2 separate regions of the Homo sapiens genome follow, and region 1 is linked to region 2. The links are chromatin loops, found by intact Hi-C in ENCODE. Cell type or tissue: lower leg skin. All regions are shown on one strand. Links, peaks and the distances in the headings refer to the core of each region. The heading gives the core; the rest is flanking DNA.

The links. Hi-C counts contacts between places; a loop is a spot of excess contacts. Peaks named below come from ENCODE experiments on the same cell type or tissue, not always from the same donor. Only the 100,000 strongest peaks of a DNase experiment are listed, where the experiment ranks them.
Region 1: a loop joins it to region 2, with 3 times the contacts of the local background. A loop is called at or near these places in 63 of 110 quality-filtered maps.

The regions. Positions count from the first base shown.
Region 1 is chr16:24,249,409-24,256,303 of GRCh38, reverse strand. It overlaps LINC02194 (long intergenic non-protein coding RNA 2194), which reads right to left. Exons shown (of 4, transcript NR_146569.1): 3 at 4,173-4,371; 4 at 3,444-3,597. Among named protein-coding and RNA genes, the nearest start is that of CACNG3, 3.5 kb to the left of the region's middle. RefSeq lists an enhancer at 1-221. In lower leg skin, for the core only: no CTCF peak of the experiment used is centred there; no DNase peak of the experiment used is centred there.
Region 2 is chr16:24,042,242-24,049,136 of GRCh38, reverse strand. All of the region lies in intron 5 of PRKCB (protein kinase C beta), which reads right to left. Among named protein-coding and RNA genes, the nearest start is that of MIR1273H, 160 kb to the left of the region's middle. In lower leg skin, for the core only: no CTCF peak of the experiment used is centred there; no DNase peak of the experiment used is centred there.

The DNA of each region.
Region 1 (6,895 bases), core at 267-2,766, 210 kb before region 2:
TGTGCGAGCGCGTGTGCTGGGGGTGAGGGCGGATGGCAAAAAATAGCACTGCTGGGAGGCGAGCCGCTGAGAAGAGTGTTCACTGCTTCCACAGCCTCGCAGGAAAGCTCTCCGCCTGCTCCCGACACCCCCGCTCAAACTGGAGAAAAGACAGAGTCCTGGGGCGGGGGCCGGCTGGTTTCCCTGGGGGCGCCAAGGTCCGTGGTGCTGAAGGGACAGCTCCCCGCCTGTTGCCCCGCCTCCGTCGTCTTAACGCCTAGGCTTTAAGGTCCGTGGTGCCGAAGGGACAGCTCCCTCATGCAGCTGCACACCGCCGCCCGGGCTAGAAACCCGGGGTGCTAAAGGGTCTTTCTTCCCTCACCCCGCCCTTCCCCCGTTCCTTCCCGGGTCAGCCAGCCGGCTCGGCTCTGCCCAGTCAAGCCCACTCTCCGCGCAAAGTTTCTGGAGCCGAGGACAGTCAGCGCCCTGGCTCCTGGGCGCTGCAGCACGACCCGGTTCCTCCGCTCTAGGAAGGGTTAAGGAAAGGGGAAGGGGAGCGAAGCCCGTAGCGCACTCTGGCGCTCCCTCAGCACCCACCCAACGCGGCATTCTTCAATCCTCCCTTTCACCCCATGAGCCAGGCAAGTTTGCCTTTTGCTGCGGGCACCACTGGAGCCCATTGGGGAAAAAGAAGACCCGAAAGACCGAGTCTTCTTAAAGGCACCGGCAGCTCTGGAGACGGCTCTATGGCTCGCTTAGGCGGGCAAAAAGTGTTGTCACAATCACATCTGTGTAGAGTCTGTCTCAATTTGGTTCCCCAGCAAACAAACCAATATGTCTACCCTCCTTTCTCTGGAGCTCTGGTTTACACCGAAGACAACCCGCTCAGATCAGACCCGGAACTGTTCATATATACATGATCATGTATTCCTAAAAGATGGAAGAAGCTAAATATACATAGACTCTGTCATACACATATTAGGGACCTTGGGCAAAAGACTATAAGATTTTGGCCTTTGAATATGCCTTTTATACATTTTAACATATCTACATCGAAGGGGGTGATGGATTCATGGTGGGAGAGTCACTGAAAATGTCAGATTTTGTTCAAAGGTCTCTGAGATATCATTTGTTAACATTGTTATCTAAGTGAGACCATGAAGCAGGTGAAGTTAGGTCTGCTTTGCTTGTTAGTCCAAAGGGCAAATGGCATTGCACACCTGAAAGCTCTCTTCCTTGGAAATAGCCAGTATTGCAAAGGACCAGCATTTAACCAGCTTTTTATTACTATGTATTCCGGCATATGCATGGGCACACACCGAGTTGACTAGAAACAGCCCACAGAAATGCCCTTATTATTTTTTTTCTTATGGCATCCTGGGACTGATATCCAGAGGTCAGATAGTTGGAAATGAGGTTGCTTGGGTTGTTTCCACAGTTCCTGAGATGTGTCCGCAACCAACTGTCATGTTTGAATGTTATTTAGCTGGACAGAAATATAACGGGAGGTAATCGCAGACAAACATACTCCCCTGGTGCCATCTCTGGCTGCCTGGGAACTTCTATTCAGGTGACTGGGTAGCAGGAATATATTGAAGGGTTCGCAAATGCAGCTCACAACTTCTTGGTGACTTTGCTACTTTCATTTTGGTGTTAAGACTGAAGACTTTATTCTTGGTGTTAGATAAATACTCATGTGCAGGAGGAAGTTTGAATATATAGCTGTGGAGTGATTGTGTTTGAATGCTCACCTGTGCTATGTTCAGTTTAGTTATAAATTCTGAATGCCTGTGAATCCGTCATAGAAGTAAAGCAAGTATGTAAATGTATGTTTGTACCTGCAGACAGTGTTATGGACCATGTGAACATATTTGCTGCAAATGCCTAGCATTTTTGCTATGCATATGCATACATATTTGCACATGTATGTGTATGCATGCACGTGTGTAGGTATAGTATAGATTTGAATATGTAGGTGTGTATACCTATGAGCATTTAGTTGCATATGCATGTGTCGTGGTTCAAAAACACTGATTTATGGACAGGAGGTAGAAATACTGAAATCTTGCCACATAATCCACAATGGAATGGATAAACTTGGGGCCAGCACCACAGCCGTACTCCAGAAGAATGACAGAAGATAGTAGGGAGAGGATACACGAGGGCCCCTACAAGTTTCTTAGTGTCATTTTCTTTCCTGAAATGAAAATTTGCATCTTAATAAAAATATCCTGCCTTGATTGTTATTACCTTTCTTTTTTAAGGGAAAGCCATATGTAACATGGAGGTGAGGTTGGTATTTCTTGGGAGGGATTAATTCAGTTAGCAAAAATTTCTCTCCCCACTCTCAGAAAGGTAAATAAGATGAAATAATTACTAATGATCAAAGCAGTCATTTCAGGATCTGTTTGATTCTTCTCTTGCTTGGATAGAAGTGAGAAAGGTCTTCTTTCAAAGAAGGACCATGTTGATGAAAGGTGAGTGAGCTTCGGGCTAAGGGACAGTATGCCCCAATCTCTCCATTTACCAGACCCACAGTGGAACAGCAGCATCTTCATCTCCACCCACTTAGCTCTACAACAGAAGCGCAGACAAGCAGAGTATGGTGCCCAGGAGCCTAGCAGAAGGATAGTTGGGGGAAAAGGATCAGGAGCTCAGGTAGATGAAGGTAACAATTATGGGTCAGGATGCACCCAGTTTTGCTGAATAAGAGAAAGGGATACATGTGATAAAACTGGAGCTTTGTCCTGAGCCTCTGACTTGGTGAGGCAGGCTCATTCTTTGGAATTGCTGTCCAGGGCCAACCTGATCACTGTGGGAAGTCCCGAGCCTGCATGTGGAGCAAGTCAGAACAACTGAACGGAGTGGGAGTGTGGAGGCAGGGAGGCCGCAGTTTGTTCCCTATCATGCCTCCCAACTTACTAGGGGGTGACCTCATCCTTTCATTCAATTGAATGTGTAGGTGTGTGGACCTGGGCGCGTAGAATCTGCTTGTAAGGCTAGAGATCGTTCCTCATTTTCACCACTAGAGGGCTCTTTCAACAGATCAATGAGGGACCCAAGAGATTCAGAGCTCTCTCCAGGGCGGGCTGGAGCTAGACTCTTGTCTACTAATAGCCCTTTCTGATCCCACTTATCTGGCAGAAGACTAGGAGACATTCAGACATCTTGCAACTGATGTCTGATTCTCTTATTAAGACTTTTGTTTTCTTCTATTGGGCTGTCAGCTAGTGAAGTAGTTGGCACGGTGTATCTATTTATGCTTTTTCCTGTCCATCTTCTCATAACATCTGGAGGGGTCAGTGATCCCTGTAAATGGTTGTGTCATTTAGGAAGGAGTACTCTCAGTTGCTTCAATTCAACAGATGCTTTTCGAGTGCCTACTATGTGCAAGGCATTCCCCTATGTGCTCAGCACCTTGGAGAATACAAAGATATGATTCCCATCCCCCAGGGAGAAGATTATGCAGTTGGGAATATTTTATTAGTGAGTTCACTTTGACTGTAAATGGCAAAAACTTACCAGAGCTAGCTTAAGAAAATGGGGAATTTAGTACAAGAATATGACGATGTTTCAAGGAACCACAGGGCAGAGGTTCAATCAGGCCTTGGCAGGGAGCTGGAACCAGCAAAAAAAAAAAAAAAAAAAAAAAAAAAAATGCCATCAGGAGTCTTGACAGTCACTTCATTTTGCATCTCTGCCTCTTTTCATATTTTTAGTTGAAAAATTGTTTTGCTTCATCTATTCTTTGATCCTTGAAATAGAAGCTAGATTTTGAGTTCTTATGTCATCTCTATTTAAGAAACCCACCCAGACTAAACTGGGAAGTTTTAGTCCTAATTCAAAATTTCCGGGAGAGACAACCTGATCAGCCTAGCTTATGTTGCTTGCCACTTCCTGGTCCATGCAGCTGTGGCCAACGATTCAGGGTCATGTACTATAAACGCAGCCATCAGGACCAGCCCCTGTGAGTTGTGGGAGGATAGTTCTTAGAAAAGGGGGAAATTCTGTGATACCTCAGAAGACTTCTGTGAAAAGTCTATGTGATCTACTTGTGGCACCACTCCAGTGATGTCCATGGGATCAGCAGTAAAATGTGACCACGAAGGAGAAGACAACATGGCAGGATATGGGGCTTAGAAGATATTGGACCCCAACTAACCTGGGTGTCAGTGGTACCAAACCAGCTTTACCTTTTGTCAGAAGAGAATGGAGCATCATCAGTTAGAAGAGAAAAAGTCTTCAGAGGTAAAGGCACCCACATGTGTGTAAGTCAAGGAGATGATGAAAACCAGGCACACATGGACTAAAGAGTGTCATCCCCGCCATCTTGAATTCTCTCTTGATGTTCACACATAGCCTTGTTATGAGTTTTCTACTTTTAGATTCAACCTATAGAAAAAAGCATTAAAAACCAAATATGCTTACAAAACATTCACACATCATTATTTCAACTTCAGTCTTGTTAACCTTCTTTCAGTATTCTCTCTCTTTCTCTATTCTCTATTCTCTCTTCTTTCTCTATTCTCTCTTTGAACCCAATTACATGAAGTTATGTTTCTACTCTCTAGACAGTGATAGAAATTGGAGGTAGAAGGAGGGGAATGGTAGGATGTAACATCCTGATATTATTATACAAAGAGAATAGACAAGATATACTTCTAGAGTTGATAAAAGGAGATCTAGAGTATCTGGTATGTCATTGAAAATTAAAGATAACCAATATAAAAATAAAAATATTCTAATCTATATTTGGAGAAGAGAAGAAGAGAGGTTGAGGTGAAATGAACTAAAATAAAATGAAATGAGTAATGAGAATGAACAGGATGGGACCAGAACAGTTGTTTTTCACTACAGCCACTTCTATCTGATTTTAAAAATCTTATACATGTATGTTTTGATAAAAGTTTAAAGTTAATTCAAAAATAAATAAAAACAGTAAGCACTGTGCCACCTGTCCTTCTCCTCCAACTACCTCCTATTTTATTGATACAGAAATGCCAGGTGTTTCCTGTGACTCACCCATTGATTTCCTGTGCTGAGAATGCTCTTCCCTGAATATACTTTATATGTAAGAAACATTTATTTTAAAATAATTTTGAATTTACACACAAATTGCTGCCACTAGATATTGTCATGGTTCAATCCCTCACTTCATTCATACCTCAGCTCAAATGTCACCTTCTTAGAGAATTCTTTAACTGCTCTATCTAAAAATAACACCCCATACTTCTCTCTATACTCTCACTCTGCTTTTTCTTCATAGCATTTATCAATATCTGACATTATACTGTATATATGTACATATATGCTTTTGTGCTTATTGTCATCTTCCCAACTAAAGCCAAATAACTCCATGAGAACAGGTGCATTGTCTTGTTCAAATCTAAATTATCAGACCCTAGAATAGTGCTCAGGATATAGTAGGCATTTAAATAGTATTTGTTTAATCAACTAACTGCATAAGTAATTATTAAGATTTACACCTGTGACAGGCACTGATGAGCAAATAACAAGCAGGAAAGAGATTGCTCTTGATCACTTGAAACTCTTAGTCTCATGAAGAGGACAGAGACAATTGGACCAATAAGAGCAATTGCAGGCCAGATGCAGTGGCTTGTGCTTGTAATCCCAGCACTTTGCTAGGCTGAGGTGGGAGAATCACTTAAGGCCAGGAGTTTGAGACCAGCCTGGGCAACATAGTGAGACCTTGTCTCTCCAAAAATAAATAAATAAATAAATAAAATTAGAATTAGCCAGGCATGGTAGTGAACACCTGTAATCCAAGCCGCTCAAGAGACTGAGGCAGGAGAGTCCTTTGAGCCTGGGAGTTCAAGACTGCAGTGAGCCATGATGGTGCCACTGCACTCCAGCCTGGGCAATAGAGTGAGACCCTGTCTCAAAGAAGAAGAGGAGGAGGAGGAGGAGGAGGAGAAGGAGGAGGAAAAAGAAGAAGAAGGAGAAGAAGAGGAAGAAGAAGAAGAAGAAGAAGAAGAAGAAGAAGAAGAAGAAGAAGAAGAAGAAGAAGAAGAAGAAGAAGATGTTGTTGTTGGTACACCACTCTTCAGATTCTCTTTACTGAATTGATTCATTTATACACCTCTAGCCCTGACCTTTCTAACCCACAGCTGCCCCTTCCAGGGATAATTGGTCTCAGCTGATGGGAGCTGCCTCTCCCGAGGAATTAGAGCCCTTCTCCCTGCAGTCAGATACAAGGGTGCAAAAGTCTGGCCTCTTCCCAGAGGCAGGGACAACTCTGAGATACAATTTATGCTCTAGAGTCTTCCGATGATCAGGCCAAGACTACCACATCCTCGTTGGGCTTCATCTCCATCCTCTATGGTTGCCAAACCATAGTGTGCATTAGAGTCGCTTAGAAGGCTTGTTGAATGAGACATTATTGGGCTCCACCCTCAAAGTTTCCAAGGTGGGTGGTGCTTGAAGATGTTCATTTTCAGCAAGTTCTCAAGAGGTATTAATACTGCTCTTTAGGAAACCACAACTGGAGAATCATTGCCTTTTCTTATGCTTGTTCCCATACTCCCTTGGGGTTTTTCCTAAAGGTTACTTTCTCAATAAGTCTTTTGCATCCAAATGTCTGCCTTAGGCTCTGCTTCTAGGGAATGCTACCTAAGACAACAAGGAGGAATAGTAAGGAACTACATTCCCAAACAGTTCCCAAGCTTGATACATAGCAACCTGAGACTATTAAATCCCTAAACAGCTAAACTCCTAAAAGATCCTTGAGCCCAACAAGAAGCTTGTCCTTTCCAATTCCACCTCAGATGAATCTAGGGAGAGAGATGGACACAGAAGAACCTTCCAGGGGGCAGAGAGTAGGGTGATGAAAAGTAATGAATAAGGAAGTTTCTCTCTGAAAAGGGAACAGATTTGCCAGCCAGGAAAGTCTTCCATT
Region 2 (6,895 bases), core at 2,987-5,486:
ACCTAGGAATTTATTCAGCCTCTTGGGCAGATCTTGGCCAGTGAAATCTGTCTTTCTGCAAAAAAAAAAAAAAAAAAAAAAAAAAAAAACAGGCCAATTTGAAGAAATGTTATCATCTTCAGCCTCACAGTCCAGCAAACACTGACTCTCATACTCCCAAAGGAGCAAAACAGGCTAGCAGGAAGTGTTGGGGAAAATGGAGTCATATGAAGCAAAGTCTCAGTTTCCTCACCATATAATGGAGAGAAGGACTACGGGTAATAGCAAAAGTTGTTAGGAGGATTACCTGAAGGAACGCTTGTAGAGTTCCTAGCAAAAGCCAGGCATTTGGAAGGGTTTTAGAAAAGGTGGCTGTGGCTGGGCACGGTGACTCACACCTGTAATCCCAGCACTTTGGGGGGCCGAGGTGGGCAGATCATTTGAGGTCAGGCAGCCTGACCAACATGGTGAAACCCTGTCTCTACTAAAAATACAAAAAAATTAGCTGGGCATGGTGGCGCATGCCTGTAGTCCCAGCTACTTGGAAGGCTGAGGCAGGAGAATCGCTGGAACCAGGGAGGCGGAGGTTGCAGTGAGCTGAGATTGTGCCACTGCACTCCAGCCTGGCGACAGAGTGAGACTCTGTTATAAAAAAAAAAAAAAGAAAGAAAAGAAAAGAAAGAAGTAAAAGTGGCTGCTACTAATATCATGTATCATCATCACTCCACTGATGTACTTAGTGCCAGGATAAGACGGTGTCCAAGAGCCTAATTATCTGGAATGGCATAGTTAGATTCAAGTCCCAGCTCCACATCTTCCTAGTTGTGTGGCTTGGGCAAGTTATTTAACCTCTTTCTCTGTGTCTCAGTTTCCCCATCTGTAAAATGGAGATGCCCTCAGTAACTCTCTCCCACCCAAGTAGCTGGGACTACAGGTTGTTGATAGGATTATACGACATGGCTGAGCAACGTGCTTCGCCCAGTGCCTGGTGGTTACTATCAGTAAGAGGTGTCCGTCCCTTGGTTTTGTTGGTAGTGGTAAAGCAGATGGAACCCAACCAGACAGCGAGGCTGCTCAGGAGCTGCGACTGCATCTTGCACAGGCTTTTGTGCCCCACGATGGCTAGCACTGTGCTGGGTTCACAGCAAGGGCTCAGTAAGCGTCAGCCACTGGCCCTCCTCCCTTCCCTCACCCTTCTAACTTATGCCTCTCCTGCCTTCTCCAGGGCTACCTGGAATGCCTCCAGCCCACTGCTCCCTCCCTTCTCTAAACTCTGATCACAAGAAAGATTCTGACCCCACAGTGCTGGGGCAACAGGCAAATGAAAAGCAGGTCTTCTCCAAGACCTTAAGGCTAAACTAGTCCCAACCTGTGCCCTAAAGCCACTGAAAGATAAGACTATGAGAACTACCAGTGCTGAAGCATCTCCTTCCTCTCCCCACTGGTATGGTGGGTGTTTCTTATGTTCCAATGTCTCATAGTCTTAAACTGTATCTTTCCAACATCTGACTTAATGTGTTAGAACCTGCCAGACAGATGGACCCAGGGTACAAATCCAGCCTCCTCCATGCACTGCCTTAGGGACTAGAGGCGGGTGCTCAAATTCTTTTTTTTTTTTTTAGAAGGAGAGACAGGGTCTCGCTCTGTCGCCCAGCCTAGAGTGCAGTAGCGAGATCATAGCTCACCGCAGCCACCAACTCCTGGGCTCAAGTCATCTTCCCGCCTCAGCCTCCCAAGTAGCTGGGACTACAGGTGCATGCCTCCATGTCCAGCTAATTTGTATTTTATTTTATTTTATTTTATTTATTTATTTTTTGAGATGGAGTCTCACTCTGTCACCCAGGCTGGAGTGCGGTGGCACAATCTCAGCTCACTGCAACTTCTGCCTCCCGGGTTCAAGCGATTCTCCTGCCTCAGCCTCCTGAGCAGTTGGGACTGCAGACACGCACCACCACGCCCAGCTAATTTTTTTTTTGTATTTTTAGTAGAGATGAGGTTTCACTATGTTGACCAGGCTGGTCTCGAACGCCTGACCTTGTGATCCACCCACCTCAGACTCCCCAAGTGCTGGGATTACAGGCATGAGCCACCGCACCCTGCCTACCCAGCTAATTTTTAAGACTTTTTTTCTCACTGTGTTGCTGAGGCTGGTCTCAAACTTGTGGCCTCAACTGATGATCCTGCTTCAGCCTCCTGAGTAACTGGGACCATAGCCACATGCTACCACACCAGGCTCAGATTTTTCAAGGCTCTGTTTTCTCCTTTGTAAAATGAGAAAAACAAAATGACTGCCCCCACTGGGTGGTTTTGGGGCCTAAACACACTGACCTTGCATGATGTCCTTCAGATACTCCTGGGATCTAAATTTCCATGCACTTAGAAAGAAACCAAGCCCACCATGGGGCTCACAAAGCCTAACTGGCTGTCCCTGCCTTTCCTCCAGCGTCACCCACCCCTCCCCATCCCGAGGCTCCAGTCACACCCACTGGCTGTCAGTTCCTGTCACTCACAAGCCTGCTGCTTCACTCTTCCCTCTGGCCTCTGCCTCTGCCGCTCCCTCTGCCTGGTATACTCTTCCCTGGAATTTTCAGCAAGCTGGCTCCCTCCTGCTGGTCCCTGAGGTCTCAACTAAATGCCATTATCCCTGCTAATCACACTCAGCCCACTGGCCACCCTCTATCACATCATGCCGCTTTATTTTATTTCCTTGATAGTGTTCCTTGTTTTCTCAAAGTGTTTTGTTTGCTTCCTCTTCATCTCCCATCATTAGAAAGAAGGCAGAGGCCATGAGCACAGGGGCCTTGCCTGTAAGCAGTGCCCAGCACATGGGAGGCCCCCAACAAATACTTGTTGGAGGAGTGGGAAAGGCAGGATTCAAACCCAGGCCTGACTCCAAAGCCCATGCAAAACCTTTGTAATCATAGACCACATTGGCCTAAAATTAGCAGAGACGTGCAGCAAGCCATCCAGAAAAGCAACACAGAGGCTAATGACTAGGAAGCTCCCCAGAGACATGCCTTCACCTTCCAGGTGGTAGAGGACAAAGGCAAAGCAGGGAAGAAAGAAAGGCTCTGGGTCACTTTACACAAATGGCTCAAGCCAGAAGCTCATGCTGCACCAGGCCAGGACATGCAGGTAGGTGCAGGTCACCAATGAAAGAGGATTCCAGCCCTGGCGGGACTGACACCCGAGCTTCATGACTGGTAAGATGCCATGGCCAACGCGGGGCTGGAGGTTCACATCACCCCTGGCACATCCACCTGTGGTGGTCTGCGCAGGAGCCAAGCGCAGGTAAGGCCTGCCATCTAGTGGAAAAGACACATTCTTCCCGTCTCACTGCGATCCTCTGCAGCAGGGCTGCTCGAATGTTACAGTGCATCCCCAGGGGATGTTGTTAAATTGCAGATTCTGATTCAGCAGGCCTGGAGGGGAAGCTGAGATCCCGAATTGCTAACGAGCTCCCAGGTAATGCCGATGGGATGCAGCTGGTCCCCAGACCACACCCAGAGCAGCCAGGGCCCACAGTGATTTCTGGAAAAAAAAATTAGCTTCAACTGAAACTGAGGGTTGGGAAGCCACAGCCCATGGGAAACAGGATTGAAGTTTAAGTCAAAGAACTCAGACTTGGAGGTGGGGTGGGCCTGGGAGGGCAGGGGGCAGTTTAGCGTAGACCTGCCAGGCGAGAGGCACAGAGAAGAGGAGGTGGTTCCCAGAACATATGCGACTCAGCAAGGATGATGCCAGCGACCTTGCTGAAAGAAGGCAAAAAACATCAAACACCATGAAACTCGGAGAACAGGCCCAGCTCACAAGGCAGATGCTACACAAGATGGAAGCTAGTGACAATAAAAACTCAAAAATACCCAGACAGGGCCTGGGCCCAGCTCTGCTCAAGCTGAGAACCACCCAACAACCCTCCTCAAGCAACCAACACCCCATCATTTGGGGCATTATCCATTCATTTTTTTTTTCTGCTATTGTTGTTGAGACAATTTATTTCTGTTCATTTTTCCTATTTGGAGATTTTTCTGTTTTTATTTTTCAAAAATTGCGGAAATGATATGTATTGCAATCAACCTGTGAAACGTAATGAAAACTACAGAGACACAACACAATCCCCCTCACCGCCACAGCCTCTTCACTCCCAATCCTGCTGCGATCCCAGTGTTTACAACCTGGTTGGTATCCTTCCACACCTTTCTTCACACACAGGTTATAAAATATACAGACAAAACTTCACACATAGGAGGTGTCTGTTGCTGTTGCTTATTTCTTCAAAATGAGATCATACTAAATATATTTTTACGCAACCTAACCCTTTCACTTAACCATAGATGTTCCTCTAGTTCAAGGACTGCCAAATGTTTTCAGTAAAGGCCAGAGAACAAATATTTTACATTTTGCAGATTGTACAAGCTTTGTCACAACTACGCAGTGAACTCTGCCATTGTATCACAAGAGCAGCCATAGATAATATATAAATGAATGGATGTGGCTGTGTTCCAATAAAACTTTATTTATAAAAACAGGCAGCAGGCCAGTTTGGCAACCTCTGCTTTACACCAATATCTGTAGCTCTAACCCATTGGTGTTTTGTTTTTAGTTATTTAGAATTTTTATCACAAACTTTTAAATAATAAAAGTATAGGAAGTATAATATACCTATAGAAAAGTGTATAAATCATAATCTTACAGCTTGAATTCTCACAAAGGAAATTCACCTGTGTAACCAGTTCCCATGTCAAAAATTATACTCATTTTCTCATTTTAATTCAGTCTTTTCTTTTCTTTTTTTTGAGACAGAGTCTTACTCTATCACCCAGGCTGTAGTGCATGAATGACCTGATCTCTGTTCACTGCAAACTCCACCTGCAGGGTTCAAGTGATTCTCGTGTCTCACCCTCCAGAGCAGGTGGGATTACAGGCATGCACCACCATACCCAGCTAATTTTTTGGATTTTTTTTAGTAGAGACGGGGTTTCACCATGTTGGCCAGACTGGTTTGGAACTCCTGGCCTCAAGTGATCCACCCTCCTCAGCCTCCCAAAGTGCTGGGATTACAGGTGTGAGCCACCGCGCCTGGCCTAATTCAATGCTTTCAACAACTACCTAGTATCACATAAAATGGGTACCCCTTCATTAGGCTGATGTTTTCTTTGCATCTCAAAGAAAACATCAATAAACATGCTTGTTCTAGATTTTATTTCTTTGCACGCTGGTGTTTCATTTTAAGAGAATAGATTCCCTAAAGGAAAACGTGAGAGTCAAAATGTTCATATGTATACATATTTTAATAGACATTGCTGGACCACTGTCCCCAAAGGCAGTCACAAGTCACAGCCCTGCAGGTCCCAGCAGTGCCCACTTCAATGCAATTCCCTAGACATTTGGGAGCAATGACCGCGCCCAGCACATCCTGAAGGCCTCAGACGCTGGCCTGGCCTTGATAATTCTCATGAGACTTAAATGACCAGGGAAGAAGAGAAGGAACACTGAATAGCAAGACGTCAGCTTCCCTACATCTCCTTAGGTCCAGTATCCCAAAACTTCAGTGCCTGAGACACTCACCTCAACCTAACAAGCTGATAGGCTTTGAAGGAAGGATGGGCAAGAGACCCTTCCCCTGGCCTCATGGGGTGTGCAGACAACTATCAGTAATACACTGAGAAAGATGATAGATGTTCCATAGACAGATATGATTTAACTGAACTTCTTCATTACAACAATACTAAAAAAAAAGCAAAATAAAGCAGGTGTATTGAGTTTTTAAAGGCATTTTGCTCTTCAATGAATACATAACAAAAAATTGTAAACAAGAATTTCCAATTTTCAAAGTTTCTACTTTACTGCATTATAACTCCTCAAAAAACAAACAAAAAAAATTGAACAACTATTAAGTTTCATGTCATCTAAGGGATTTTAGGTATAATAGACATCCCAATAGCCAGAGCTCATGAGTATGAGTGCAGTGTGTGGGGACATAAAGGCATTTCTCTGGTTCATACCTTCCCTTGGATCCTCAACAGCAGCTGTGACATCAAAAAAGAGAATTAATTTGATAAGGGTTAGAATGACAGTCATATGCATTTGTCAAAACTCAGCCATTGTACACTTAAGACATCACCGGGCACAGTGGCTCACATCTATAATCCCAGCGCTTTGGGAGGCCAAAGTGGGAGGATTGCTTGAACCATGGAGTTCAAGACCAGCCTAGGCAACATGGCAAAACCCCATCTCTACAAAACTACAAAAATTAGCTGAGTGTGGTGGCTCATGCCTGTAGTCCCAGCTACTTTGTAGGCTGAGGTGGGAGAATCAATTGAGCCTGGGAGGTCGAGGCTGCAGTAAGCCGTGATTACGCCACTACACTCCAGCTTGGGTGACAAAGTGAGACTGTCTCAAAAAAAAAAAAAATTTTGTATGTATCATTGTATGTACATTTCACCTCAAAAGTTAAAAAAAAAAAAGAAACCCTACAAGTAAATTTTGAATTCTATTGATGTTGGGCATGCTGAAGTGTTTGGGGGAAATCGAATTGGTGTCTGCAGTTTACTTTGAAATGTGTCAAAAATAAGACAGATTGATGGATGGAGAGCGAGATAGTTGGAAATGTGATTAAGCAAGTGTGGAAACGTTAACGACAGAATATAGGTGGTGGATAAATGAGTGTTTGCTGTAAAATTCTTTCAACTTAGTTCAAAATAAAGACTTGGGAAAAAATTACAAACCAATAATGTAAAAGGGAAGGGAGATCTACCAGAACTGGGCCCTATCTGTGTGTGACCTGAAGAAGTAACCTTTCTCTGGACCTCAGTGAGCGTAGCTGGTCTCTGCTGCACCTTCCATTATGAGCAATGACAGTACTGTGGTTTCACAAATTGGGGCATCTCCTGAGAGAGCCTCCGAGGAGGAATGG